Linked DNA regions of Homo sapiens: region 2 is linked to region 1. Evidence: read pairs that join two places in POLR2A ChIA-PET (ENCODE). Cell type or tissue: PC-3. All regions are shown on one strand.

Region 1 (4,000 bases):
CGCAGTCTCACTCTGTCACCAGGCTGGAGTGCAGCAGCAATCTTGGCTCACTGCAACCTCCAACTCCCAGGTTCAAGCGATTCTCCTGCCTCAGCCTCCTGAGTAGCTGAGATTACAGGTGCGCGCCACTGCACCCAGCTAATTTTTGCATTTTTAGTGGAGACTGGGTTTCACCATGTTGGCCAGGATGGTCTTGATCTCTTGACCTCGTAATCTGCCCGCCTCAGCCTCCCAAAGTGTTGGGATTACAGGCGTGAGCCACCGCGCCCAGCCGAGAATACTCTTTGTTGAGATGAGATCTACCTATAATTTCCAATTCTTCCAGTCTTAACAGAAACCTCTCAAAAGCTTCCAAATAATTCCACCCCTGCACAAGTGAATGTCCCCACTTCCCCCAAGGGAAGTGATGCTTAGCCGTAAGGAACCACTCTGCCACCTGGTGGCTATGCCTAAAACTGCAACATCCCCACCTCTAGCCCCGACCCTAGTCTACCACCTGCTGTCCTCATGCTGCAACAATGGGAAACCCTGCCCAGTGGATTAAAAAAGTAGAAACTCACTTTGGGAGGCAGAGTTGGGTGGATTGCCTGAGCTTAGGAGTTCGCGACCAGCCTGGCTAACATGGTGAAACCCCATCTCTACTAAAATACAAAAAATTAGCTGGGCGTCATGGCGTGCCCCTGTAGTCCCAGCTACATGGGAGGCTGAGGCAGAAGAATTGCTTGAACCCGGGAGGCAGAGGTGGCAGTGAGCCAAGATTGTGCCACTGCACTCCAGCCTGGGCGACACAGTGAGACTCCATCTCAAAAAAAAAAAAAAAAAAAAAAAAAAAGTAGAAACGATAATTATGGCTGGGGGATGAAGGTGCTAATCACAAATCAGGAGCTTTTATCTAGGGGCAGAGAAGAGACACTACCGGGGCAGGGAACAACTGAAGATTTGTTACAAAGCCAGTTCATGGGAGCACTTAAGTATCACATGCAGTCAGATGAGATACTATAGTCAGGAGGAGGAGAAAGCTTGTAGGGCAAGTATCAGAAAGAGATTCCCAATTAATAGAAAGGGAGCAAACACCCTTTGTAGAAAACAGTTGGAAATGGCTGAAATAGCAGAAAAGGGCCAGGCACAGGTACCTGCTGAAAATTCACACAGGAAAAGGCAATATGGCAGAGAAGGACTTTGAGCCACATGTGATGGGTGGAAAAAAAACAATTAGGTAAGAGGCCAAAGGTAAAGATAATGGGTAATAAGCAGAGACTTTGAAAAGGGAAAGGTATAGGAAAATTCCACTGCAGACTGTCCAATAAAGGTGGGAGAATAATTGAGGAGGAAGAGGAAGAACACCAAAGATAATCAGTATAACGGCATTTATTATTTATTGAGCACTTATTACATAACAGATGGGGCTCTAGATGTTTCACATGTACTTTGTACTAGTTTGTTTAATCCTACATCTACTCTATGAGATACATATTAACTTCCATTTTACAGATGAGGAAATTGAGGCACAGAGGTTAAGGAACTTGCCTAGGGTCACAGGGTAGTGCTAGCCAGGGATTTGAGCCCAATCTGGGCATGTGCTCATAATTACTAGACTATATACTGCCTGCCCTGGTGTGAGAAGAGAAGTAAGGCATAAAGTAGAAGGAACAAAAAGAAGAGAAGTCATAAAAGAGGCTGTTTGAAGGAAATCTAGAAGCATTCACTTTTTTTTTTTGTTCATTTTTACTTTTATTTAGTCATTAAGTCCTTGGACTCATAGTAAGGCTTGATGCCATATTGGTGTCACACTGCCAAGCGATCCAAAGCATATGTTAGCCTTCTATTTCAACTTCTTCGTTTACTAATGTATCACTGGACCCAGCAGGCAGCTCATCCAGACAATTTCAGTAAGGCATTTTGGTGCATAATAGGCCACAGTCCTTATAAAGTATCCAGTTTGTCTTACAGCTGAGAGATTTGAACCTGCTGTAGATGTGTCACAGCTAAATTCTTGAATGGATTTTTATCATCGGTGCCACCTCTTCCTCTGCCTCTTCTTGGTCTTTCCCAGCCACCAGTGTGACCCAGCTGGTGACTAAGAGTTGACTAATTTTACTCTGCAATAAGGGCTGGCACAACCAAACACAGGATGTATAATGATGAGCAACAAAAGAACATTAAATATGTGCTATTAAATAAGATACTGTATCTAGAATCACTTTGCAGTACTGGAACTTTCTTTGCAAATGTATAGTGTATTCAAGCATGTAAAAATGCCTTTCTAGTCAAATAAATACTTTAAAACAAACCTCTTCTATTCTGAGAATCAGTGAGGTAGTAAAACATTTCCTCTGGTCCCTATACAACTTTTCAAAAACATGTCCCTATGATATAAGCTTGTTGAGAGTCAAACTTTTATTCATTGGCTTTTCCTGAATCTAGGAATTTGGCAAAGTTTCCTCTCAAAGAAAGCTGTGCAGAGTTCCCCTCAGTGGCTTGTTTTTGTTCACATGTCTAGGAACCGTGCCCTTTCTCACACCAGCTTGTTTTGGGCAGAAAGATCTTCAGTTCCCAGGGTTCCCTCTGAACCCTTGTGTGAAGGATTCAAACTGGCAATTCACCAAATGTCTGTAAAGACAGGGCCTCCATTCGGCAATGTTCCACAATCGCACCCCTGTGTTCTTGCAGAAGTGGTGGGTGGATGCCATCTGGTTCAAGGGATTTATTTACATTTACTTTATTATTGAGGTCTGGAACATCCCATGGGCTTAGCACTATTTAATAACCCTGACCTGTCTCCTACAAAAGAAACCTTCAGAGTGGGAATCTCTCCAACATTTTCTTCCAGCTGACCCCCTTGTCATTTCACTCACTCACTCACTCATTTGAGACTCACTCTGTTGTCCACTGATGGCTCATTGCAGCCTCGCCCTCCCTGGCTCAGATGATCCTCCCACCCAACCTTCCTAAGTAGCTGGGACTACAGGTGTGTGCCACCATGCCTGGCTAATTTTTAAATATTTTTTTTAGAGACAGGGTCTCCCTATGTTGCCCAGGGTGCTCTCGAACTCCTGGGCTCAAGCGATCCTCCTGCCTCAGTCTCCCAAAGCGCTGGGATTACAGGCATGAGCCACTGCGACTGGCATCTTTTTATGCATTTGAAGAAACTTTGATTATTAGTCCTCAGAGTGCCCTGCATGGTGCTTCTCAAATTCCATCCTGAGCCCTCTGAGGCCTTGCTGGCGCCTGCTGACATCTTCCTGGGCTCCCATGTTCTGGGCTTCGCTGCTGCTGCTGCTGCTGCTGCTTTCCCGAGATGACTTTTTAGAATAGAGTGACCAGGTATTTGCTCAGGCGCCTGTCCCCTCTGACTCAGGCACACGCTCTTCATAGAAATATTATCCTAGAGTCAGTTTTCAGGCCTCCTATGGGTTGCTTTATTCTGTACAGAGTTTCTGCCTGCTGCTCATCTAAGTGCCCACAACTGGGCACAGCTCATGCTCGTCTACACGTGCAGTGAATTTTTGACTTCTGGAGGTGTTCCCCTGCTCCCCGTTGTAACCCCTTGGTTTTGGGTTGTAATTATGTGGTGCTGCACTGACCACAGGGGGCTTGTCACGCCTTTCCTCATCACAGAACTCACTCAACCAGTTCCTGTCCCGAGGTCTGACATTAATCTGCTTTGGGAAGTCTTCCCCAAGTCTGACAACTGCAACCTGCCTTGATGGCATATTCTGCCAATGGGTGTTGGGAATAAAAACATGTTTTTATTACAAACACCTATGGGGATAGCAGGTCTCTCAGCACTCACAGGCTCCAGCCTTGTTCCCTCAAAAGTTCCCTTTGCTTACTTCCTTTTTCTTTTTCTTTTTTTGAGACAGAGTCTCACTTTGCTGCCCTGGCTGGAGTGCACTGGCACGATCTCGGCTCACTGCAATCTCCGCCTCCCAGGTTCAAGCGATTCTCCTGCCTCAGCTTCCCGAGTAGCTGGGATTACAGGTGTGTGCCATCACACCTG
Region 2 (4,000 bases), 1.2 Mb before region 1:
AGATGTGGAGGTGGAAGACAGAGATATTGATGATCCTAACCCAGTGTAGGCCTAGGCTAATATATATGTTTATGTCTTAGTATTTAATAAAAGAGTTCAAAAGTTAAAAAATGTAAATAGAAAACAAACTTATGGAATAAGGATATAAAGGTAATATTTTTGTACAGCTATACAATGTTTGTGTTTTAAGCTAAGTATTATTTTTAAAGATTCAGAAAGTTAAAAATTAAAAGTTTATAAAGCATTAAAGTTTCAGTAAGCTAAGTTTAATTACTACTGAAGAAAGAAAATTTTAAAAATAAACTTTGTGTAGCCTAAGTGCACAGTATTTATAAAGTCAGCTGTAGTGTTCAGTAATGTTCTAGGCCTTTACATTCACTCACCACTCACTCGCTGACTCACCTAGAACAACTTCCATTCCTACAAGCTCTGTTCATGGTAAGTGCTAATTATATTTTTACTCTCCTTTTCTGTGTTTAGATATACAGATACCATTGTATTACAGTTACCTACAGTCTTCAGTTCAGTTACATGCTGTGCTGGTTTGTAGCCTAGGAGCAATAGGCTATACCATCTAGCCTTGGTGTATAGTAGGCTATGGCATCCAGTTCGTGTAAGTATACTCTATGATGTTCACGCCATGATGAAATTGCATTTCTCAGAATGTATCCCAGTTGTTAAGCATGACAGTATGTGAAAACTGATGGCATCATGAAAGAACATGGCGTGTTTAGGGAATGTGGCTAGACTGTGGAGTTTGTGTGTTTTTTGGTGGTGCTAGTGCTGGGAGACAAAGCCAACTGTAGGATTTGCATAGTAATCTTTGAAATGCAAAAGCCAGCTCTTGTGGTTCTTTTGGTATGCTGTGTACTAGCACATTACCAGGTAGCTTTAGACACTTGATAAATATTTTTTTGATGAAACATGAAGCTGGGGGTAGCCAGCTCTTTGATCAGGATAGGAAAATATGAGTAATCCCTTCAGAACTGTGTTTATTTATCATTTATCAAGCATTCATTCAACAAATATATACTGAGGCTGCTGTGTTCAGGGCAATGAGGGAAATATAAAGATGTTTCTTCCCTGTTTTGTGCAGTGCCTCTTCCCTGAGTTCAGTTTTATTAGATTTTTCTTTTCGGAAGTGTTAATTCTATGCCTTTTTTTTATATTTTATACATGCTTGCTACTAAAGTATTGTGTAGTTATTTTTGTCTCTAAAAGGTTCAGAACCATTTTAACCCACTTCAGTGCTTTATTTCAGGAGTTCTCACTGCGTTTTGAGAAAGTACAGATGCTCAAATAGCTGATGTTTTTCTGTGACCTGTGCCTTTCCAGCCAGTATTTATAAGGTCAAGAAGGCAAAATATGCAGAATTATAGATGTGACAGCTGATTTGTACTGAACTTTTTAGGACTAACATATCTTAGCTGCCATTCTTTACTTATAGTTGATGCAAAGAGAACATTGTTTAGCAGTAGCAAAGAAAAACTTAACACTGAAAGTAAAATAGAAATTTCATTCTTAAAAATTGCACTCCTGGTAATATGTCCTTTTACCCTTGTGCAGAAGAACATCCAAACTTGTTCTTGAGGATTATTTTAAATGTATAATCATTTCCCCCTTCCCCCTATTGAGTAACCTCCATGTGTCAGCACTATGCTGGGTATTGGGTTACAACAGTAAACATCACACTTCTTGTCTTCAGGGAAGTAAAACAGTTGTCCCTCAGTGCTGGCTGTGCATTAGCTATACAAGTAAGTGTTTAAAAAATACAGATGCTAGAGTCCCTGTCCTGGAGATTCTGACTCACTGGTTCTAAGGTGGGTAGGTAAGATTACTGACAAGTTAATAGGAAATTACAGTTCTCTGAAGTAGGGCTCTGGGATAGTTTATGAGCACAGAAGAGGATTGCCTAGCTTAGTCTTAGAAGGTTACGGTTGATGGAGGGGTGGGGAGGGTATGAATACAGAATGTAAGGCAAAAGCCTGTCTTGGATTTGGGGGAATAACATGTATGGACTGCAAGAAGAAAGAGCATGGGAAGTTGGTAGTTTTTTGTGGGTGGAACATAGAAGCGGAGGCAAGCAGCAGTGAGAGGGGAGACTGGAGAAGCAAGCAGAGTCCAAATCATTCAGGGCTTTGTCTGCTGGGCCAAGAAATTTGAATTTTATCCTGTAGACATTTGGAGCCATTGATGAGTTTTAAGTAGTGGGGTGATGTGATAAGATTTATTATGCTTTCATATAATCGCTCCTGCTGCTCTGTGAAAAATGGCTTTGAGAGAAATATGAAGAGAATTTGTAGACTTGCAAAAGTCTAGGTAAGAAGTGCCAGTGGCGGGGGAATGAAGAGAAGTGGACAAATTCCAGAAATAACTTCATTTGTAGAACACACTGAACTTGGTTAAAAATAAATGTGTCTATTTGGGGGAGGGGTTGAGGGACATGAAGTAACAAAGACTGGGTTCTTAGCCTGGGGTCATGGGAGGGATGGAGGTACCATTCACTAAGATGGGAACACAAGAAAAGGCAAATTTGACAGAGGAAGGTGATAAAGTCACTTTAAATATATTGAGTTGGTAGTGGCAAAAAGACATCTAAATAGAGTTGTCAACTAGATATTTGAGCAAATTGTCTGAAGCATGGAAGCAGGATCTGGGCTAAAGATTTGGGAGACATGGCCGGGTGCGGTGGCTCACGCCTGTAATCCCAGCACTTTGGGAGGCCGAGACAGGTGGATCACAAGGTCAGGAGATCGAGACAATCCTGGCTAACACAGTGAAACCCCGTCTCTACTAAAAATACAAAAAATTAGGGGGGTGTGGTGGCGGGTGCCTATAGTCCCAGCTACTCGGGAGGCTGAGGTAGGAGAATGGCGTGAACCTAGGAGGCGGAGCGTAAAGTGAGCCGAGATCGCGCCACTGCACTCCAGCCTGGGCGACAGAGCGAGACTCCGTCTCAAAAAAAAAAAAAAAAAAAAAAATTTGGGAGACATTTTCATATTGATAGTAACTGAAACTCTACAAGTACATGAGATGATTTAGTGTGTATATATAGAGAGAAGGTCTAGGATGGAATCCTTAGAAGCACTAACGTTTCAGGAAAAGAGAAGAGGGGGGCTTATGAGACTGAGAAGGAGTGGTAAAGGTAAGAGGAACATCAAAAGAGTGAATTGTCATTTAAGGCAAGAGAACTTTTTGAGAAGGAAAGAGTGATGAACAGGATTAAATGTCACGGAGAGGTCAGTAAGACATTTCCATTTGCTTTAACAACAAACATGTTACATCAGAAGGGAGAGCAGTTGGATGGTATGGAGAGAAGAGGGTTGAAGAGTGTGAAGTAAAATAATCATGAATAGGCAATTGTTTCAAAAAGTTTGAGAAAACAGAATAGGCAGATAGGTGGTAGCTGGGAGTGGAGGGGTTGAAGAATTGCTGAGACAGGAGAAATTTGATCATTCTGTTCATTTCTTCCTGGAGTAATCATTTAGTAAGAGTCTTCTGTGAGACACACTCTGTGTTACATGCTGAGAATAGATCCCAGTCCACATGGATCTTAATTCTAGTGAAGTAGCTACCCAATAAAAGAATAGCAAATAAAGAATTAGAAGGGCTCTGAAGGAAGTAAGCAGCAAGCTGTGGTCAGGAATAACAGTGAGGCCCTACTTAAGATTGTGTGGTCAGAAAAGGCCTCTTTGAGAAGGTGTTATTTTAAACTGAGATCCGAAGGATGTGAAGGAGACAGGTGAGAAGAGCCTAGGAAAGAGGATTTCATGCAGAGAGAGCGTCAAGTGCATTAGCTCTGGGATGGGAAAGAGCTTGGGTTATTCTAGAAGCCAGCAGGAACAGGAGGTTTTTATGGCCATAGTGAGGTGAGTTAGGGAAAAACAGTATAAATGAGATGGTGCTGAAGAGATAGGAAACTTGAGACCAGTTGGGTCGTTTATGCCATGGTATTAATTTGTATTTTATTCAGGAAAAATGGAAAGCCTTTGGAAGATTT

What was found. Peaks named below come from ENCODE experiments on the same cell type or tissue, not always from the same donor. Only the 100,000 strongest peaks of a DNase experiment are listed, where the experiment ranks them.
Region 2: POLR2A ChIA-PET joins it to region 1 with 5 read pairs; 1 of 35 experiments calls an interaction of 5 or more read pairs at or near these places.

What each region holds. Positions count from the first base shown.
Region 1 is chr6:37,322,373-37,326,372 of GRCh38, reverse strand. The region is part of intron 12 of TBC1D22B (TBC1 domain family member 22B); the gene reads right to left. Among named protein-coding and RNA genes, the nearest start is that of RNF8, 30 kb to the left of the region's middle. In PC-3, a CTCF peak has its summit at 447 (motif pointing left); DNase peaks (open chromatin) are centred at 442, 2,062 and 2,852; H3K4me3 peaks cover 508 bases; H3K27ac peaks cover 3,182 bases.
Region 2 is chr6:38,506,810-38,510,809 of GRCh38, reverse strand. All of the region lies in intron 6 of BTBD9 (BTB domain containing 9), which reads left to right. Among named protein-coding and RNA genes, the nearest start is that of BTBD9-AS1, 27 kb to the right of the region's middle. In PC-3, no CTCF peak of the experiment used is centred here; DNase peaks (open chromatin) are centred at 919 and 1,719; H3K27ac peaks cover 1,650 bases.